Regions from separate parts of the Mus musculus genome. Here all the other regions are linked to region 2. Evidence: chromatin loops called from intact Hi-C (ENCODE). Cell type or tissue: heart. All regions are shown on one strand.

Region 1 (2,500 bases), 55 kb after region 2:
GGATGCTCTTCCAGAGGACCCAGATTTGATTTCCAGCATCCACGTGGCTGTTCACAACCATCTATCCAGTTCCAGGGAATCTGATGCCTTCTTTTGACCTCCTAGACTTACATGCAGGCAAAACACATAAAACAGTAATAATAAAAATGTTTTAAGCCAGGCGGTGGTGGCGCACACCTTTAATCCCAGCACTTGGGAGGCAGAGGCAGGCAGATTTCTGAGTTTGAGGCCAGCCTGGTCTACAGAGTGAGTTCCAGGACAGCCAGGGCTACACAGAGAAACCCTGTCTCGAAAAACCAAAAAAAAAAAAAAAAAAAAAAAAAGTTTTAATAATTGTGTTGAGCTCTACTCTTTTGGGAGTGAACTGAGAGTCTCTGAGGGAGGGATACATCTTCATATTTCCAGGGTCACCCCAGGGTCTGGTATACACTTGGAAATGGCCAATTACTGAGCCAAATTGTATTAATCTAGACCAGAAGAAAGATAAGGAAGCCCCAGAGTTGAGCAGAGAGGCAATAAGAAGGCTCTCTGCAGTGGCACCTGGCCACAGAACACCTAGTCATTCCTACACTCACTAACTAAGCAACTGCTACACACTGTCATCTGTAACCTCCACAGAGATATGGCAGTGGACACTTACCTACCTTGCTAAACCCTTGGGTCTTTCCTCAGCCCCACAAGGCAGGTTGTGTACTAACTGTCCCAGTCCTCCCACATCAAGAGATGGTCCTCCCGCATCAGGAGACGGTACAGAGATGAACTTGCATGTGTCTAGCCCACACAAGTGCTGCGTGGCAGAGCCAGGAAATTTCAGACTGCAAATCCTTTTTATTTATTTATTTTTATTTTTTCTAATCACTGCCAAGGTGATTAGAACTTACACCAGCAACATGTCCTCAGTGCTTTTGACCTGAAAGACATTGTTTAGAGGAGCAGTTCCTAACCTGTGGGTCAAGACCCCTTTAGGGTAGAATGACTTTTTCACAAGGGTTATATAAGACCATTGGAAAACACTGATGTATACTTTATGATTCATAAAAGTAGTAAAATTACAGTTATGAAGTAGCAACAAAAATAACTTTATGGTTGGGGTCAGGACAACATGAGAAACTGTGCAAAGAGCCAAAGCCTTAGGAAGGTAGAGGACCACTGGTTTAAAGCTACAGGGGATCTGGAGGGAGAGAAGGCGTAGACCTTGTCTTATTCTTAGGAACCTGATATCCCAAGAGAGAGATGAGCCTTTAAAAAGTTTAGCAAAACACAGTAAGTCATAGGGTAAGGCTGAACGAAAACAGGAATATATAACAGACCTGTGCAAATAAGAAATAAATGCCACTTTATAATCAGAAAAATTACCACCTCATGTTACTGTATTTATATACTTTATTTCTCTCAATTTTCTCAAGAGTCACATAAAGCACACAGGAAAAATAATAAGATGAATTTTCAAGCACAGAAAAATGAGAATTCAGGGAAAACAGAAACCTGGCATGGTCCCACATTAAATTGCAGAGACAGAACTTGGATTAATTCTCTGAGTCTAGTCCATTGCTATGCCCACTGATGACCATGGGAATATAAAAGAGAACCACACTGTCACTGGTCCCAGGTTAGAAACAATACGGGGTCTGCAAATGATAAGAGGGTTCTGGGTATCCTTACACAAAACCCAAGAGGCATCAAGCAGACTGAGGCTTCCCAGAGAAAGGAGGCATGGGCTAAAGCCACAGCCTTCATCCACTCCATCTGTCACTGCTTCCCATCACATACTTGGTGCTAGGCCTTGGGGAGTCTGACACAAAAACTAAGATTCCTGGGGGGTGGTCCAGTAGCAGTGCATTTGTCTAGCTCGTGTGGTACCCTGAAGCTAATCCTCTGTACTACAAAGAGCAAAAGCAAAGAAGAGCAGTCCCCAGCGTCAACTTCTCAGCCCCTCAGCGACAAAGGAAACTGGGAAGCAATCAGTAAGAGCTCTGGGATCCTGTCCATGCTGGGAAGCCAGGCAAGGCTTTGGAAAGGGCAAAGGATTTGATCAGAGTCATGGGAAAACAGAAGTTAGCCAGAAAGAAAAGGATGTGTCCTGTGTCACAGGCAGAGGGACGATCTAATCAATGGCCATTCCCTTGAGAAGTTTTGCTCCAGCTTGTGGCTGTCACTCTGTGTGCAGGGAGGACAGACTGCACTGATGTTAGGAGTCAGCCACGACCGGGAGGACATGGTCCAAGCACTACTGAGCTGCCAGGCAGATGTCAACCTGCAGGACAATGATGGATCTTCCGCCCTCATGCTGGCCTGTCACCAAGGCAACGCCGACCTGGTACGACTGCTCCTGGCACACCCAGCCTGCAACAGCAGCCTGACTGACAAGGTAAGATGTACAGGCAGTTAACCAGTAGGTATTTAACACCTGCCCTGAAAAGTGTCTTGTCAACCATCAGAATTCAGGAAACCATATGGACGTAGCAATAAAGTCAACTTCCTAAGGCAGGCGTAAGCTTTA
Region 2 (2,500 bases):
ACCAGTTGTGAGCCATCATTCCAACGCTGGGAATCAAACCTGGGTCCTCTGCAAGAGCGGCATTTTAAAAATGAGGTGTCGGAAAAAATAGAGACCTCACTTAAATGTCTGGGTTTCTGGCTTCTCTGGGAAAATGAGCCGCTCCTGTCATATTCCTTCCTTTCACCGGATGAGGATAACCCAGCAGGCCTTAGTAGGCAGAGTCTGAGGCTGCTCTCCCTTGGGCCACAGACCCTCCCCCAACTCCTATTTGGGCTCCAGCACTGAGGCCATCATTCCCATTTGTTACTGCTATCATGAAAGCTTCGTGGAAATGAAGTCATCCTAATAACTATGTTTCTGTCGAAACGGAAATTAAATGTCTCTTGATTCAAATTATCTGTCCCATCTGGGTCACGATGTCAAAAATAAAACTCCTTGGGCTGCTTTCTGGGCATGGATTCTAGGAAGGTGGGCCAGGGGAGGTCACAGCTGGACTCTGGATACCTGCCAGCTGCCATCTCCTTCCCTCCCCCTTCTGTTGGTCCTCTCTGTGAGGGGTTAGGAGAAACCACTCCACTTCTCTTTCCAGGTGTTGGCCCAAGTGGTCCTTAGCTATCTGTCCATTCAAGCTTAGTAACTTTTAATTGGTACAAAGCTGCTGTGGAGATGGGTGTATGAAGAGAAGACGGATTTTTATGTGGAGCTGAAACATGGATTTGGAAGGAAATTGGAAGGGAAATGGCTTAGGAGACATCTAAGTCCTGTTGTGAACGACTCTCACACCCCCACACTGGGGCTAGGACCCCACTGCTCACAGGATCTCAGTTGTCAGGCCTTGGTTCGTGTTCTGATTTGGGCAGTTATTACCCTTACCCTGTCTGATACTGTTTCTCCACCATGGTGGGGACGGAAACGTCTAGACTCCAGAGTCTAGACAAACTTAGAAAAACGCACGGGGGAGCCCTGGGGAAATCTGGAAAGCGCCTTACACAGGCTGAGACTTTTCTGGTTTCTTTTCCAAAAGTTTTTCTTCTTAACTCTGTCCAAGGCTAAGACCCTCCCCTCGGTGTCGCAATTCTGCCCCTTCCTATACACCAAAGCCCGCGCCGCGTCAGGAAGGCGGGGACTCGGGTGGCGGCGGCGAGGATCCGGCTCCTGCGCTCCCAGTCCCGCAGCTGGCGCGGTAGGTGTGCCCACAGCTAGTGCGTCCCGGCTCCAGGCCCAGCCCGGCGACCTGAGGGCGCCCGGAGGGTGTGCGCGCCCGGGACAGCAGGGTGCGGCGGCGCGCGGTGCGTGCCGGACGCGGACGGTGCAGAGGAAGGAGGATCGTGCCACTGAAGACCGTGCAGCTGCAGCTGCGTGCACCCCGAAGCCGGGTGGGAGCTCGCGTTGCTCCTGCACAGCGGTCGCTTCCTGCCAGAACCCCGCGGTTCCCCAAGGTAAGTGGTCTGGCGTCCTCTCGCCCCGGACACACGCCCCGCGCGACCCAGGCTGCGCCCGCTGCGCTCCGCGACCCCTGCTAGCGCCGCGTCCCTGCAGAGGCTGCGGCAGCCTGAGCCGGGAGTCCGGAGGGTCGGGGAAGGAGGGTACCCGCTCTTGCTTTCCAGCTCTGGGTACTAGGGAGACCGTAGAAGGGGGATCTCGTCGTCCTTGAGACTCAGGTGGTGCAGACCCTCGCAGCTGTCCTCAGACGGACGCTGCGGTCCTGGATGCAGCTTACGGGACTGGGGGCGCCTCCCGGCTGGCTTACAGGACTACCTTAAATATCGCCGAGTCTCTTTCATTTTGCAAAACATCGCGCCTGTTCCCCAGCCCGCACCTCCCTCCTCCTAGGTGAAGTTTCTAGAGCTATGATGGGATGCGACCTTGGGCAGAGGGAGGAGGGCTGCCCTGCATCTGTGTGCTAGGCGCTGGCTGAGGATACTTTGCCAAGCCCATGTGCCTCTTGGTTAGCTCTCCTCCCCTCCCCATCTTCTTTAAGGTCAAATCTTTGACCCCAGAACTTTGTCGCTGCAGACTGACCAGTTACAGACAGGAGCTGAAAAGTCCATGCATTCTACGCTTGGCTGGAACCTACTCTCATCGTGCTACCCTGGGCTGCAGAAAACCAGACTACTACTTCCCAAGCATCCTGGGATACAGACTTGTAAGACCAGGGTGGGCATTTTCCAGGAGAAAGAGGCTATTCCATTTCAAGGATGTCCTCTGAGGCTTGTGCAAAGTCTTATGCAAACAGGACCAGGGGAGAATCACCTGCAGCCAGTGATGGGGTTACAGCCAAGAGAGAAGGCATCTCTAGTTTAAAGTGCAATCCCGGAGGACCTACCTGAGTAAACCAAATTGGGCTCCTTAGCTTCTCAAGACAGGGCACAGAAAAGCATGTTGCTTCCCAAGGAAGCAGAAGTGGGGTCCACTTTGGCATTGCCCTTAAAGTCCAGCCTCCTACCTCAAGGAGGCGTGATGTGTCTCAGGGACAGTGTGTTGTAGGAATGATGTAAAAGCCAGAGAAAAAGCACAC
Region 3 (2,500 bases), 85 kb after region 2:
AAACGTTCGCCTCCCCATCACACTTAAATGCCAACTTCACGGAGCACTGCAGCTCAGGCTCCAACTCCTTTTCTTTCAGAAGGCGGAAGACTTGGCTCCACTGCCTGCCGACATCCAGCGTGGCTGCCGAGAAGTCAGCAGCCAGCCTTAGGGTGGCTCCGGCGCCTCCTTCGGGCGGGCTCTCTTTGGGGGCCTTGAGACGATTCTCTTCACTCTGACAGCTGGCTTCTCGGGCTGGCTTCTCATTCGCATTCTTCCAGTCTACAAGGCTGCTGCTCTCTCCACACCTGCCATGTTCCCCACGCAGGGCTTCTCCCCCTCTCTCTAGTGATGATTTCAGGACATGGCTGCTGTTGAGTGGTTTAGCTTTGTCCTGCTTACCCTTCTTGCTTCTCACAGTCAGGTTTTCAGTGTCCTCGTCTGTTCCAGAACTTAACTCTTCCACTTTCTCTCCTGGCTTTGGCCTTTCCGAGATTGCATCTCCTTCTTGCTGCCCTATCCGCTCTTCCAAATGCTTCACCCAAGGTGCTGTTCGTTTTAACAGCATTTCCTTTATATCGTTTTTATAGGTTTCTCTCATCTCTGCAAACATCACCTCTTGCATTTCCATTAAAGCATTAAACTGCTTCATCATGGATGCAGGTACTTCGCTGTGCTTTAAGCACAGAGATGTGGCCGTTTTTCTCTCCCTGTCTGCCGACAGCTTTTCTTTCCGCTCCTTTTGAAGCCTGGCTGCTTTGGACTGCACGCCCGACATGGTGGATACACTGACACAAAGCGCACCTTTTCCTGGCGAGAGCGTCAGAAGTTCAAAATCCTAAAAGGAAAAAAAGTCATCTGAAATATAAACAAATGAAAATGTTCTTACTGAGTTTTACTGAGAAACTTGGCAAGAATAAGCACACTTAATACTATGCTATGTGTATCCATAGACCTTTATTATAAAGTATAAAGGGTCACTAATGTGATGTGCTCCTGGAGATGCTAACAAGGAAAAAAAGTCAGAACTCACAACTTATGCATGCTGACTAAAGCCCATTGAGAGGTGGGCTTGCCTGCAGTTCCGTCTAATTAGGAGAGCAAGGAAGGGGCCCAGGAGTTGGTGGTGAGATAGGCAGCATAGTGAGACTTCCATCTCAGCAGCTGGGCAATAGAGCACACACACAGTTCTAAAAAAGCAACATGAAAGAGAGCACTGGCAAGCTGGGCACGGTGGCTCACGCCGTCAATCCCAGCACTCCAGAGGTGAGGGTTGGTGGCTTTCAAGGCAAGTCTGGTCTACAGAGCTACACAAGGAGACCCTGTCTTTAAAAAGAAAGCTGATAAGTAAGAGGATGGTGCCTACCAGTGTGCGTTTGATTCCTGGGACTCACATGAAAGGACTCACAAATTTTACAAGTTGTCCTCTGTAGCTAAATATGCAGCAGAGGATGGCCTAGTTGGACATCAATGGGAGGAGAGGCCCTTGGTCCTGTGAAGGTTCTATGCTCCAGTATAGGGGAATGCCAGGGCCAGAAAGCAGGAGTGGGTGGGTTGGGGAGCAGGGGAGGGCATAGGGGATTTTTAGAGGGAAACTAGGAAAGGGGAAAACATTTGAAATGTAAATAAAGAAAATATCTAATAAAAAAAATAAAAACTAAAAAAAGGTAGTGTCTTCCCATATCCTTTATGATTGCAACTTTCTATAAATGTATTAGCCAAAATCAAAACAAAACAAAAACAAATTGTCCTCATATAAAATAAAACAAAACATATAAAGTATAAATAAATAAAATAACAAAACATATAATGAGATATAACAAAAATAAATTTAAAAAAAATGAATGGAAAGGTAAAAAGTTGTGTGTACCACAAACAAAAGTTTTGAGGTTGACCTAAGAACATTACTTTTTTCCAGAGTGAAAAATGTTAGATACTTCCTGAAGGAGTCAAAATAAATCCCATTCCCCTTTCTCCTCCCAAAGGCCCAATCTGTACTGACAGGCCCTTAGACTGACTAGCCAGGCAGTGGTGCCCGCCCGCCTTTGATCCCAGCACTTAGGAGACAGAGGTGGGACGATCTCTGGGAGTTTGAGGCCAGCCTGGTCTACAGAGCAGGTCAGCCACAGCTAAACAGAGAAACCTCATCTCAAAAACCAAAATAGATCCTTAGACTGTGGATTCAAGTTAGAGCTGGAAGGGAAAGGCTAGTCCATTTCAACAACAGCATTTAATACGGATGGGTGTGTGTATAATACTCCCACTGATAGTTTTTAAAAAAATGGCGTTTAAGCCGGGCAATGGTGGTGCACCCCTTTAATCCCAGCACTTGGGAGGTGGAGGCAAGCCAATTTCTGAGTTCGAGGTCAGCCTGGTCTACAGAGTGAGCTCCAGGATAGCCAGGGCTACACAGAGAAACCCTGTCTGGGGGGAAGCCTTTTAGATATGTAAAAGGAGCTTAGTCAGGCTGCACCTGATAACCAGAACTCAGTGACATTACTAGCTCACAGGCCTAGAACAC

Evidence for each region. Hi-C counts contacts between places; a loop is a spot of excess contacts. Peaks named below come from ENCODE experiments on the same cell type or tissue, not always from the same donor. Only the 100,000 strongest peaks of a DNase experiment are listed, where the experiment ranks them.
Region 1: a loop joins it to region 2, with 1.8 times the contacts of the local background. A loop is called at or near these places in 1 of 42 quality-filtered maps.
Region 3: it touches region 2 in a loop (2.1-fold over the local background); 1 of 42 quality-filtered maps calls a loop at or near these places.

The regions. Positions count from the first base shown.
Region 1 is chr4:98,761,271-98,763,770 of GRCm38, reverse strand. It overlaps Kank4 (KN motif and ankyrin repeat domains 4), which reads left to right. Exons shown (of 10, transcript NM_172872.3): 9 at 2,168-2,368. Among named protein-coding and RNA genes, the nearest start is that of Kank4os, 31 kb to the left of the region's middle. In heart, no CTCF peak of the experiment used is centred here; no DNase peak of the experiment used is centred here.
Region 2 is chr4:98,816,347-98,818,846 of GRCm38, reverse strand. Kank4 (KN motif and ankyrin repeat domains 4) reads left to right here and starts at 1,310. Exons shown (of 10, transcript NM_172872.3): 1 at 1,310-1,421. I0C0044D17Rik (RIKEN cDNA I0C0044D17 gene) reads left to right here. Exons shown (of 3, transcript NR_151512.1): 3 at 1-372. In heart, no CTCF peak of the experiment used is centred here; a DNase peak (open chromatin) is centred at 1,156; H3K4me3 peaks cover 1,576 bases; H3K27ac peaks cover 914 bases; H3K27me3 peaks cover 1,393 bases.
Region 3 is chr4:98,731,460-98,733,959 of GRCm38, reverse strand. L1td1 (LINE-1 type transposase domain containing 1) reads right to left here. Exons shown (of 5, transcript NM_001081202.1): 3 at 1-817. The coding sequence starts at 757. Among named protein-coding and RNA genes, the nearest start is that of L1td1, 6.0 kb to the right of the region's middle. In heart, no CTCF peak of the experiment used is centred here; no DNase peak of the experiment used is centred here.